2 separate regions of the Homo sapiens genome follow, and region 2 is linked to region 1. The links are chromatin contacts, found by Hi-C or POLR2A ChIA-PET in ENCODE. All regions are on one chromosome and are shown on one strand. The core of a region is the stretch at or near the end of the contact, and the rest is flanking DNA. Distances in the headings are between cores, read along the strand shown.

Region 1 (5,104 bases), core at 943-3,442:
TCTGCAGGCAAAGTAACAAAGGATCATGAAAAAGTCAATATTGTGTGCAGTTATGTTTCATCGGTATGTATCTATTAAAATTCATCAGGCTTTAATGTACCTTCCACAAGTAATCAAAATAAATATGGACAAGATAGGTTCTATATTTGTCAAAAATGTGTGCTCCTGACGTTTATACCAAATCTTTGTCCAATCCTCAGTACACACGACTAACCTCCACCACGAAACACTGCACTTCAAGACCTAAGGTACAACACAATTCTCAGTTTTATTTCACTTTTTTCCCTACTTATTTATGCGATTTCTCAGATCCAATGTTTACTATTATGCTTCATAGCCAAACATTATGACTGTGAAACATACCTCCAAACCAAAAATACTAGTTTCCTTAAATCATCTGAAATGTATAGAACCAAGTCCAAAATAGATTTTGCACATTTCTTCAGTTTTACAGGGAATGCAGAAAGTGAATTAATATTAAACAGGTATCTATTTGCCTTCACAACTGAACAGACGGTACAAAGCAACTGCTTATACTTAATCATGTTTCTGTCTATTCCAGCAGGCCCTGGTGTCAGGAGAACGTTCTGCCAGATAAGGACAATGAGATGCATTATTATATAGAGTGACTAAGAGCCCTACAAGTACTGTTTTAGAATGTAATCCCAGGCAGAAAGGCTGCGGTAAGAGGGCCTAATATTTTGTGGTAACTATTTCCAAAAGTAAATATATTCGCCACCCAGGACCAGTTTATTAAACGCGCACTACATTCAATTCTTTTCAAATGTCTTATAGGAGGGAAAAGCCTTTGTATCTTACCATGCCGGGGGAAATGAACAACTTGCAATTTGCTTCGCACTCTGAATCCCACGTTTGCAACATGTAGAGCAAGCACTTTAGACACCACAAAACAAGGGCAGCCTACATTACGGCCAAATATAGGATGTGTTTCTAAATCGTGATGCAGTAAAGCCTACGATTCCTTTTCCAGCGTTCAAAATCCTTTGAACACTCCCAAAAAAGGATGCCAGGGCCAGCGCCTCCCTCCAAGAGGAAGCCCCTTTCTTCTCAGCTCTCACCGCAGCCTGCCACTTCCCCCAACACATTCAAATCATTTGAGAGACGGAGAGCTGGGGAGCGTGCGCCGGTGGGGACAGGCGGGAGAGCTCGGTTTCTGCATTCCCACCCTCCACGTCTGACCTCATCCTCAGTCATTTCGGCGCAGCGGGGCCCCACCTGCACCTCGCTCCTTTTTACTGCGTCCCTCGCCAGCTGCCCCGCTATTAGGGAAACACACCTCTGAATCACCCAGTTCACTCGGACACCCTGGGCCCCCGATCCGACAGCCTTCCTGCTTCGTTCCTCCCCTCCCAACCCCCAGCCAGTCCCAGCCCTCTGCTCCCTTGGCCGGGCTCAGCCTCTTCCCAAGCCGCCCCCACCCACATTACTCCAGCTCCAGCTCTGCCCCGCCCCGCCTGACCCCCAACCGAGATCTGCAGGGCCCAGAGCTGGTCTCGCACCCAAAGCCAGGAAACCCGCAGGCCAGGCGGCCGCCCTCGCCCCTCCCGACGCAGGGCCCAGCTCGCCCCGGCCCCACGTGAGCCCGGCCCCTACCCGCCCCCACCCACTCGTTCCCTGGGGCGGCCCAAACCCAGTCCCCAGGCCTGGAGCCCCCGGGCTCTACGCCTCGCCCGAAGCAGCCCTTCCCTCCCAGCACCTCGCCCAAGCAGGCGATCCCTGACCCCTAAAAGCCTTCCCTGGGCAGCCTCGTCCCACCTCGGCCCGCGGCTCCGCACCCGGCCAGGAGCGTTCCGGACCTCGAAAGCCTCCTCCCCACAGGGACCCTGCTTCACGCTCCCCACGCCACCTGGTTCGGTCCCCAACTCCCTTTCCCCGAGCCCCCGACAGCAGCCCCCGGCCCTAACCCCTTGCAACCCAGCCCGTGAACCCGCGCCCCGCGCGCCCACCCAGCACTGTCCCCTCCACCTAGCCCTGCCCCTCGCCCCGCCGGCTCCTGTCAGGCGGCGCAGGCACATGCTCAGAGGACAGGTCCGCCCGCCCGACTCGCTCTCAGGCTGCCCCCGCCGGGCGCGAGCCGCTCACCCGGGCCGAGGTGCCTGAGGCGCCGCCGCCGAAGTCCCCGCTGCAAAGCCGGGCGAAGCCTCCAACCGCTGCCGCCTCCAGCCTGGCACTGAGCGCCGTGCGGGGGAGGGGCGCGGGCAGCCGCCACCGCCCCCGCCACCGCGCGTAGGCCCCGCCCCCGCGCCGCGCGGGACCCAACCAGGGCTGCCGGGCCGCTGTGCGCCACGCCCACTTCCGGAGGGGAAGCCCGCTTCCCACCCCACGTTCCACGCCTCGCTACGCCCCCTCTGGTCGCACCGAGGGATGCAGGCGGTGCCCAAGCGCACGCCCCGCTCTCCAGTCATCTGAGTGGTAGAGGGCCACGCCCACAGGCGCCTCCGAGCAACGCCCACTGCTCCTTAGACCCCGGAGCGGGGTTCTTAGAGCCCCGCCCACTGACCCGCTAGGCTCTGCAAGGCCACGTCCCCTGGCTCCTCAAAGATTCCCCCAGAGCCCCTCAATACAGGAACATTAGCTCCTCTGAGCCCCGCGCACTGCCTATCCGAGTCCTTAAACCAGCCTCCTGCTTCCCTAAGCCCGGCTCCCCTCCCACTGCTTCAGAACTCGCCCAGCGGCCTCACAAAGCCCCGCCCCGTCTTCCAGAAGCCCCGCCCAAGGACCGCAACCCTATTCCTAGCATCTCAAGCCCCGCCCACTACCCCATCTCAACGTTTAAACCCCAAGCCCCGCCCCGAATTCGCGAATCCACGCCTCTGGCTCCCGAGGCTCCGCCCTGGCTCCGTCACACCCTACCACCACCTCCCTTGAGGACTGCCGACGTTCCAGCCCTCCCTGAACCGTCCATTGTCACATTCCTAGTGCAGAGTGGCCGCCCCTGGGCTGGGCCACACCCACGTAACCCCAAAGAGGGCCCGTGATTGACCCCATTTCGCAGGTGAGGGAATGGAAACTTCAGGGTTCCTCCCTTCCTTTCCCTGGCCAGAGTCCCTTAATAACTCGGCGGCCCAGGCCTGAAAGTCGGAGCACGGGAATTTGAGCCTCAGCTCTGCGGCCGTCAGACTGTGTGACCTGGGACAGTTCTCTTACCTCTTTGGGCCTGAGTCCCCTAATCTTCAGCATGAAGAAGTTGTCCTGTTAATAGCTAAAGTCCCTTTCTGAAACACCAAGCTCTGAAATACCGAGATTTGAGGAAACAGAGCCTGGGGAACCGAACCGACTGTGGGGTAGGGCTATTTACTTCCCAAAGCAAGGCATCTTTGCCATTCACAGGGGGATTTTTTATTTTAAGCGTCAGCCTCAGAAACGTGTGTTATTTAAATCAAGCTTGACCTGAACTAAGACAGCTATCACAGCAAATTATTTATCCTCTCTAAGGGTCAGTTTCTTTATCTGTAAAATGGGGATAACAGCCCCTCCCTCACAGGGTTCCATGAGATCATATTAGCAGCCATGATCGTGGCATTACTTTTTGCCATTAAAAGGAATGGCAAAAACCGCGATTACTTTTGCACCAGGATAATAGTAATATACTTAGAAGAGTTCCTGGCTTGTGATAAACGCTCGACAGTACCTGTTGCTGCTACTGCTGGGACTCAACAAAATGAAAGGATGGGTTTTATTTTGCCTTCAAGCAGCCACTCCTAATAGGAGGAATTCAGCACCCTTCCTGCAGTAAGATTTGCCACTCACTTTATTTAAATGAGATAAACGTGATGAAACGCCTACTGCAGTGCCTGCCATATGGTGAGGCTCAAAAACAATTCACTTGTTTTTGTTTGTTTGAGACACAGTCTTGCTCTGTCGCTCAGGCTGGAGTGCAGTGGGGCAGTCCACGGCTCACTGCAGCATGGACCTCCCGGGCTCAAGTAATCCTCCCACCTCAGCCTCCCACGTAGCTGAGACTACAGGCACGCGCCACCATGCCCAGCTAAATTCTTAACATTTTTCTGTAGAGATGAAGTCCTGCTATGTTGCCCAGGCTGGCCTCAAACTCCTGAGCTCAAGAGATCCTCCCACCTCGGCCTCCCAAAGTGTTGGGATTACAGGTATGAGCCACTGTGCCCACAATTCAATAGTTTTGAACAATAAAAGTTGTTTTTTTAAAATCCACTAGTTAATAAATTAAACAGGGGCATTGATAGCAGTGAGTTCTGAGTGCTTTGGGGAAAATGAAGATTGGTAAAGTGCTTTGAGTTCCTTTTTTTTTGAGACGGAGTCTTGCTCTGTCGCCCAGGCTGGAGTACAGTGGCGCGATCTCAGCTCACTGCAAGCTCCGCCTCCCAGGTTCACGCCATTCTCCTGCCTCAGCCTCCCGAGTAGCTGGGACTACAGGCACCCGCCACCACGCCCGGCTTATTTTTTGTATTTTTAGTAGAGACGGGGTTTCACCATGTTAGCCAGGATGGTCTCGATCTCCTGACCTTGTAATCCACCCGCCTCGGCCTCCCAAAGTGCTGGGATTACAGGCGTGAGCCACCGCGTCCGGCCGAGTTCCAACTGGAAACCACGGAGTAAGCTAGCTTATTCTTTGGAAACAGATTATTGCTAACATTTATCCATCACTTAGACATGCTAGGCACTATCTGAGTGCTTTACATGCAGAATCTTCTGAAATTGCTCAACAATCCTATGGCCACAGAAATAATTCTTTTTTTTTTTTCTTTTTGAGACGGGGTCTCACTCTTTTGCCCAGGCTGGAGAGCAGTGGCTCCATCTGGCTCACTGCAGCCTCGAACTACCAGGCTCAAGCAATCCTTCCACCTCAGCCTTCCAAGCAGCTAAAACTGCAGGTGCACACCACTTTGCTCACTAATATTTTTACTTTTTGTACAGATGGGGTCTTGTTTTGTTGCCCAGGCTAGTCTCAAATTCCTGGCCTCCCAAAGGTGTTGAAATTACAAGCATGAGCCACCACACCCAGCCCAGAAGGGACTCCTAATCCCCACCTATAAAGGTGAGGAAACTGAAGACTCAGAGAAGTTAAATTCCTTGTCCAAGTCACATGGCTTGAACCACGTAGAAC
Region 2 (5,104 bases), core at 719-3,218, 200 kb after region 1:
TCCTCACCCCCCACCCTTGATTTCTTATCACCCTGGCCTGTGATGGGGTTCAGGACATGCCAACCCTCAAATATGGCACCTTGGCATTTTGAATATTTTAAGTCAAAATAATTGGAGAAACAGCATGTGGAGAAGGGGCCTCTGACCTTCCTTTGCCCCTCACCCCTGAAGCAGGTCATAAAACCCAGACGGATTTTCTGATTTTTTTTTTTTTTTTGAGACAGAACCTCACTCTGTCACCCAGGCTGGAATGCAGTGGTACAATCTCGTCTCACAGCAAGCTCCGCTTCTCAGGCTCAAGCGATCCTCCCAGTTCAGCCTCCCAAGTAGCTGGGAACACAGATGCACGCCACCACACTCGGCTCAGTTTTTGTAGTTTTGATAGAGACAGGGTTTCACCATATTGCCCAGGCTGGTCTCGAACTCCTGAGTTCAAGCAATCTGCCCGCGTCAGCCTCTCAGAGTGCTGGGATTACAGGCATGAACCACCATGCCCGGCCATTTTATGACTTTATTTTGAAGCAAATCATAAAACCCTCAGGTGAGAGGTGCCCTGCCTATACCCAGAGAAAAAGAAAATCCTTATCTCCAAAGACACAGGGACAGAAAAGAATCTGAACAGGCCTTGCTGACTTTCCCCCAGTTTGTTACCACTAGGTCACACTCTTCGTCCTGTCATATTTCTCTACGACTCTCCACTGTTCATCAAATCTGGCACAAAGATACTCAGGCTTAACCATTTCTCCAGGTCTTCCTTTCCTTATGAAGGCTCCTATGCCACATCAAACTTAGATGAAATACGTTCATATGCTTTTCTTAATCTGTCTTTTGTTATAGGGGCCTCAGTCATAAAACCAGGATGAATAGAAGGAAAGATATGCTTCCTCCCCTATACTTGCCTTCAGCAATAGTCCTTTTTAAATATTTATTTATTTAGTTAGTTAGTTAGTTAGTTAGCTAGTTATATTTTTAGAGACAGGGCCTCGCTCTGTTGCCCAGGCTGGAATGCAATGGTGTGATCACACCTCACTGCAGCTTTGACTTCCCCAGGCCCAGACAATCCTCCTGCCTCAGCCTCCTGAGTAGCTGGGACCACAGGCATGCGAATTTTTTCTACATTTTGTAGAAATGGGGTCTCACTATGTTGCCCAGGCTGGTCTTGAACTCCTGAGCATAAGCAATCCTCCCACTTTTGCCTCCCAAGGTGCTGGGATTACGAGTATGAGCCTGGCCCAGCAATAATCCTATCAAGTCGGTTTAACCAGAAACCATCTTATCCTTGACATTTCCTCTTAGTAATTTTCCATCCACTGACTCCCCCACCCTGCTCCCTGGCTATAAATCCCCACTTTGAATACTTGCGTATACAGAAAGGAGCCCAGTTCTATACTGAGGTCTCTCTCCTCCTATTGCAATTGTTACTAAATGAAATTTTCCTTCACTGCTTTCACTTCTGTCCAGCTCTGGCTTTTTTGGACACTGACACATAGACCAGTACCTGGCGTGTAGAAAATACATACTAAGTAAATGACTTGCCCAAAGTGACACAGGTACTTGGTGCTGGAACCCAGGTCTCCTAATTTCCAGCTGTGGGCTTGTTCTACAGTTTTACTTTCCCACCCAGGTATAAGAGAGAGCTTTTCAACAGGGGTTGGCAAACTCTGACCAAATCTGGTCCCTTGCCTGTTTTTTGCCTGACCTATGTGCTAAAAATGTTTTTTTCGAATGATTTTTAGAAATTAAAAGAAGAGGAAATAATGAGGCATAAAAATGACCCAAAATTCAAATTTGCATGGAAACACAAGCAATGCTTGTTCATTTATATTGTTAAAAGAAAGACCTTGGACAAATTAAATGTAACAGAGTTTAATTGAACAAACAGTAAATCGTGAATCAGGCAGCCCCCAAGCCAGAATAGGGTCAGAGACAGACTGGTACTGCCAAGTGTTTAAAGGTTTATGGACAGAAACAGGAAAGTAACAGAAGACGGAAGTGAGATACAGAAATTGCTGGACTGGTTACAGCTCAGTGTTTGCCTTATTTGAATAGAGTTTGAACAGTTGATTGCTTTTTTTTTTTTTTTTTTTTTAGAGAGAATCTCGCTTTGTTGCCCAGGCTGGAGTGCAGTGGCGTCTTCTCGGCTCACTGCAGCCTCAGCCTCCCCAGTTCAAGCAATTCTGCCTCAGCTTCCTGAGTAGCTGGGATTATAGGCATGTGCCACCACACTCAGCTAATTTTTGTATTTTTAGTAGAGATGGGGTTTCGCCGTGTTGGCCAGGCTGGTCCTGAACTCCTGACCTCAGGTGATCCTCCCACCTCGGCTCCCAAAGTCCTGGGATTACAGGCATGAGCCACTACGCCTGGTGAGTTGACTGCTTTTGAGTGGCGGAAATCAGCGATTGGCACAAGAGTAGATTACAGTCTGTTCACACATCCAGTTAGGTTACAGTTCATACAGCTCACTATGTATGGAGAAACTTTAGGCTGAACTTAAAATATGCAAGGAGGCAGCTTTAGGCTGGACTTAATTTAACAATATGCCGTCCACTGTTGTGCTGCTACAAACAACAGAGTTATGTGGCCTGCAAATCCTAAAATATTTACTACCTGACCTTTTATAGAAAAAGATTGCTAACCCCTGTTTTACGACATTCCCCTGAATCCTTAGTTTAAGCATTAGGATGCTTAGCTTAAGCATTCTACTCTTAGGAGAGGCAATCTGTGCTCAGTCAATACCAAACCCTGTGATTGACTCTACAATCAAAGCACATCAGCAGAGCATTTAACACAGACTCTCCCACACCCCCACAGTGAGATGGGACTCCACTACCTCACTCAATCCTTATACCAATAAACAAAACTATTAACTATGATTATAGAGGCCTAATATAAAAGATAATTGGGCAAACCCCGAACACAAGCAGGAACTTGATTCTTTTATCCTCTAACCTGAGTTCAATGCTGAGAATTTAGTGTTATCTTAAAAGTCAGAATGGCTTAAAAGCACAGGCATAAAAAAGCATATAGACTTTTCTTTGCATTTGTTTCTTTTTGTCCAGAGGTTCCCACCTCCAGCTGCACAATAGAATCACATGGAGAGCTTTTAAAACTTACTAATGCTTGAGCTCCACCTGCTCTCCCAAGTCCTGATTAAATGGGTCTGGGCACTGTTTAAAAGCTTCCCGGCTCTGCATGGTGGCTCACGCCTGTAATCCCAGCACCTCGGGAGGCCGAGGTGGGTGGATCACGAGGTCAAGAGATTGAGACCATCCTGGCCAACATGGTGAAACCCCGTCTCTACTAAAAAATACAAAAAATTAGCTGGGCGTGATGGCGGTCGCCTGTAGTCCCAGCTACTCGGGAGGCTGAGGCAGGAGAATAACTTGAACCCGGGAGGTGGAGCTTGCAGTGAGCCGAGATTGCGCCACTGCACTCCAGCCTGGCGACTGAGCGAGACTCCGTCTCAAAAAAAAAAAAAAAAATGCTTCCCGGGTGAGTCTGTTATGTGGCCGTGGTGGAGAGCCAACTTGGTCCTCAAACTTAATGTGCACATTAGAATTATTGCTCAGGATCATATCCATAAAGCTCTGAGTACTATACTTCGTGAGGGCTCTTTAGGGGATTTGCGATGATAATTTTATTTTTTTATTTTTATTTTTTTTACACACACAGAGTCTCGCTCTCACCCAGGCTGGATTGCCGAGGCACAATCATGGCTCACGGCAGCCTGGAACTCATGGGCTCAGGCAGCCCTTCTGCCTCAGCCTCCCAGCTAGTAGCTAGGACTACAGGCACACACCACCATGCCCAGCTAATTTTTTAAATTTTTTGTAGAGACAGGGTCTTGCCATGTTGTCCAGGCTGTTCTTGAACTCCTGGCCTCAAGTGATCCTCCTGCCTCTTCCTCCCAAACCGCTAGGATTATGGGTGTGAGACACCATACCCAGCCATAATTTTAACCTATATTACATTTTCACCTTAAAATACTATTAGGCCCAGGAGATCAAGGCTGCAGTGAGCTATGATCACACCACTGCTCTCCAGCCTGGGTAACAGAGCAAGACCCTGTCTCAAAAAAAAGAAAAAGTAATGCTATTAGAAAAAATTAACTGAGAGGCCATTAGTCTGAGACAGCTCCAGTGTTGTGGGGTCCTAGGCGAGCAAACTGAAATCAGTTAAGAGTAACTTAACTGCAAACCAAAAATGAAATCCTAAGCTCCCAATCTACTGAACGAATCCCTTCTTGGCCAAGGGGACCCCAGAGAAACCTGAAAAACTGAATTCCGGCCATGATGGGAAGGAGGTTCAGACATACCTCCTTCTTATACCCCCTCCCTCTTGGAGTTTAGGCACAGCTGACCAGCATTAACATTAAAACAAAGATCGTAAGACCGACAAAACAGACTCTTCGTGGCAATCAGATACCAAATTCCAACTTGACTCTAGTAGAACATCACTCAACAGACAGCAGACCCTGAGGGAAATCAAAATATTTTACTCCCAAATATAATTCTTTTTTTTTCGTTTTTGAAATGGAATCTCACTCTGTCGCCTAGGCTGGAGTGCAGTGGTGCAATCTCTGCTCACTGCAACCCCCACCTGCTGAGTCCAAGCGATTCTCCTGGCTTAGCCTCCTGAGTAGCTGGGATTACAAGCACATACCACCGCAACCAGCTAATTTTTGTACTTATAGTGTAGACGGGGTTTTGTCATGTTGGCCAGGCTGGTCTCTAACTCCTGGCCTCAGCCTACCTGCCTCGGCCTCCTAAAGTGCTGGGACTACATGCACGAGCCACCACGCCTGGCCTGCAACTTTTCAGCCTCTTTTCTGTGAATAAATAAATAAATAAGTAAATTTAACTAACATGCTATTTCTTTTTGCACCTGTAGTCCCAGCTACTTTGGGGGCTGAAGTAGGAAGATCTCTTGAGCCCAGGAGGTGGAGGCTGCAGTGAGCCATGACTGTGCCACTGCACTCCACCCTGGGTGAAAGAATGAGACCTTGTCTCAAAAATAATAATAATAATAGGCCAGGCACAGTGGCTCACACCTGTAATCCCAGCACTTTGGAAGTCCAAGGCAGTCAGATCATCTGAGGTCAGGA

The links. Hi-C counts contacts between places; a loop is a spot of excess contacts on that map. ChIA-PET counts read pairs that join two places held with the same protein, here RNA polymerase II (POLR2A). Pooled maps may share reads with other maps.
Region 2: a pooled map shows a loop between it and region 1 (2.6-fold over the local background). The contact joins the enhancer-like site here to the promoter of CORO1C in region 1. A Hi-C loop is called at or near these places in 1 of 168 maps with a recorded cell type or tissue (cardiac septum) and 3 of 50 pooled maps. POLR2A ChIA-PET finds 5 or more read pairs at or near these places in 2 of 52 experiments (Caco-2 and K562).

The regions. Positions count from the first base shown.
Region 1 is chr12:108,729,326-108,734,429 of GRCh38, forward strand. CORO1C (coronin 1C) reads right to left here and starts at 2,193. Exons shown (of 11, transcript NM_014325.4): 1 at 2,104-2,193. LOC105369969 (a long non-coding RNA gene) reads left to right here and starts at 4,084. Exons shown (of 3, transcript XR_945328.4): 1 at 4,084-4,127. RefSeq lists silencers at 1,472-1,751, 1,942-2,451 and an enhancer at 2,064-2,867.
Region 2 is chr12:108,928,368-108,933,471 of GRCh38, forward strand. The region is part of intron 11 of SVOP (SV2 related protein); the gene reads right to left. Among named protein-coding and RNA genes, the nearest start is that of DAO, 51 kb to the left of the region's middle. Within about 2 kb of position 1,969, at least 3 of the 41 ENCODE cell types and tissues checked have a DNase peak (open chromatin) inside an H3K27ac peak, as active enhancers do.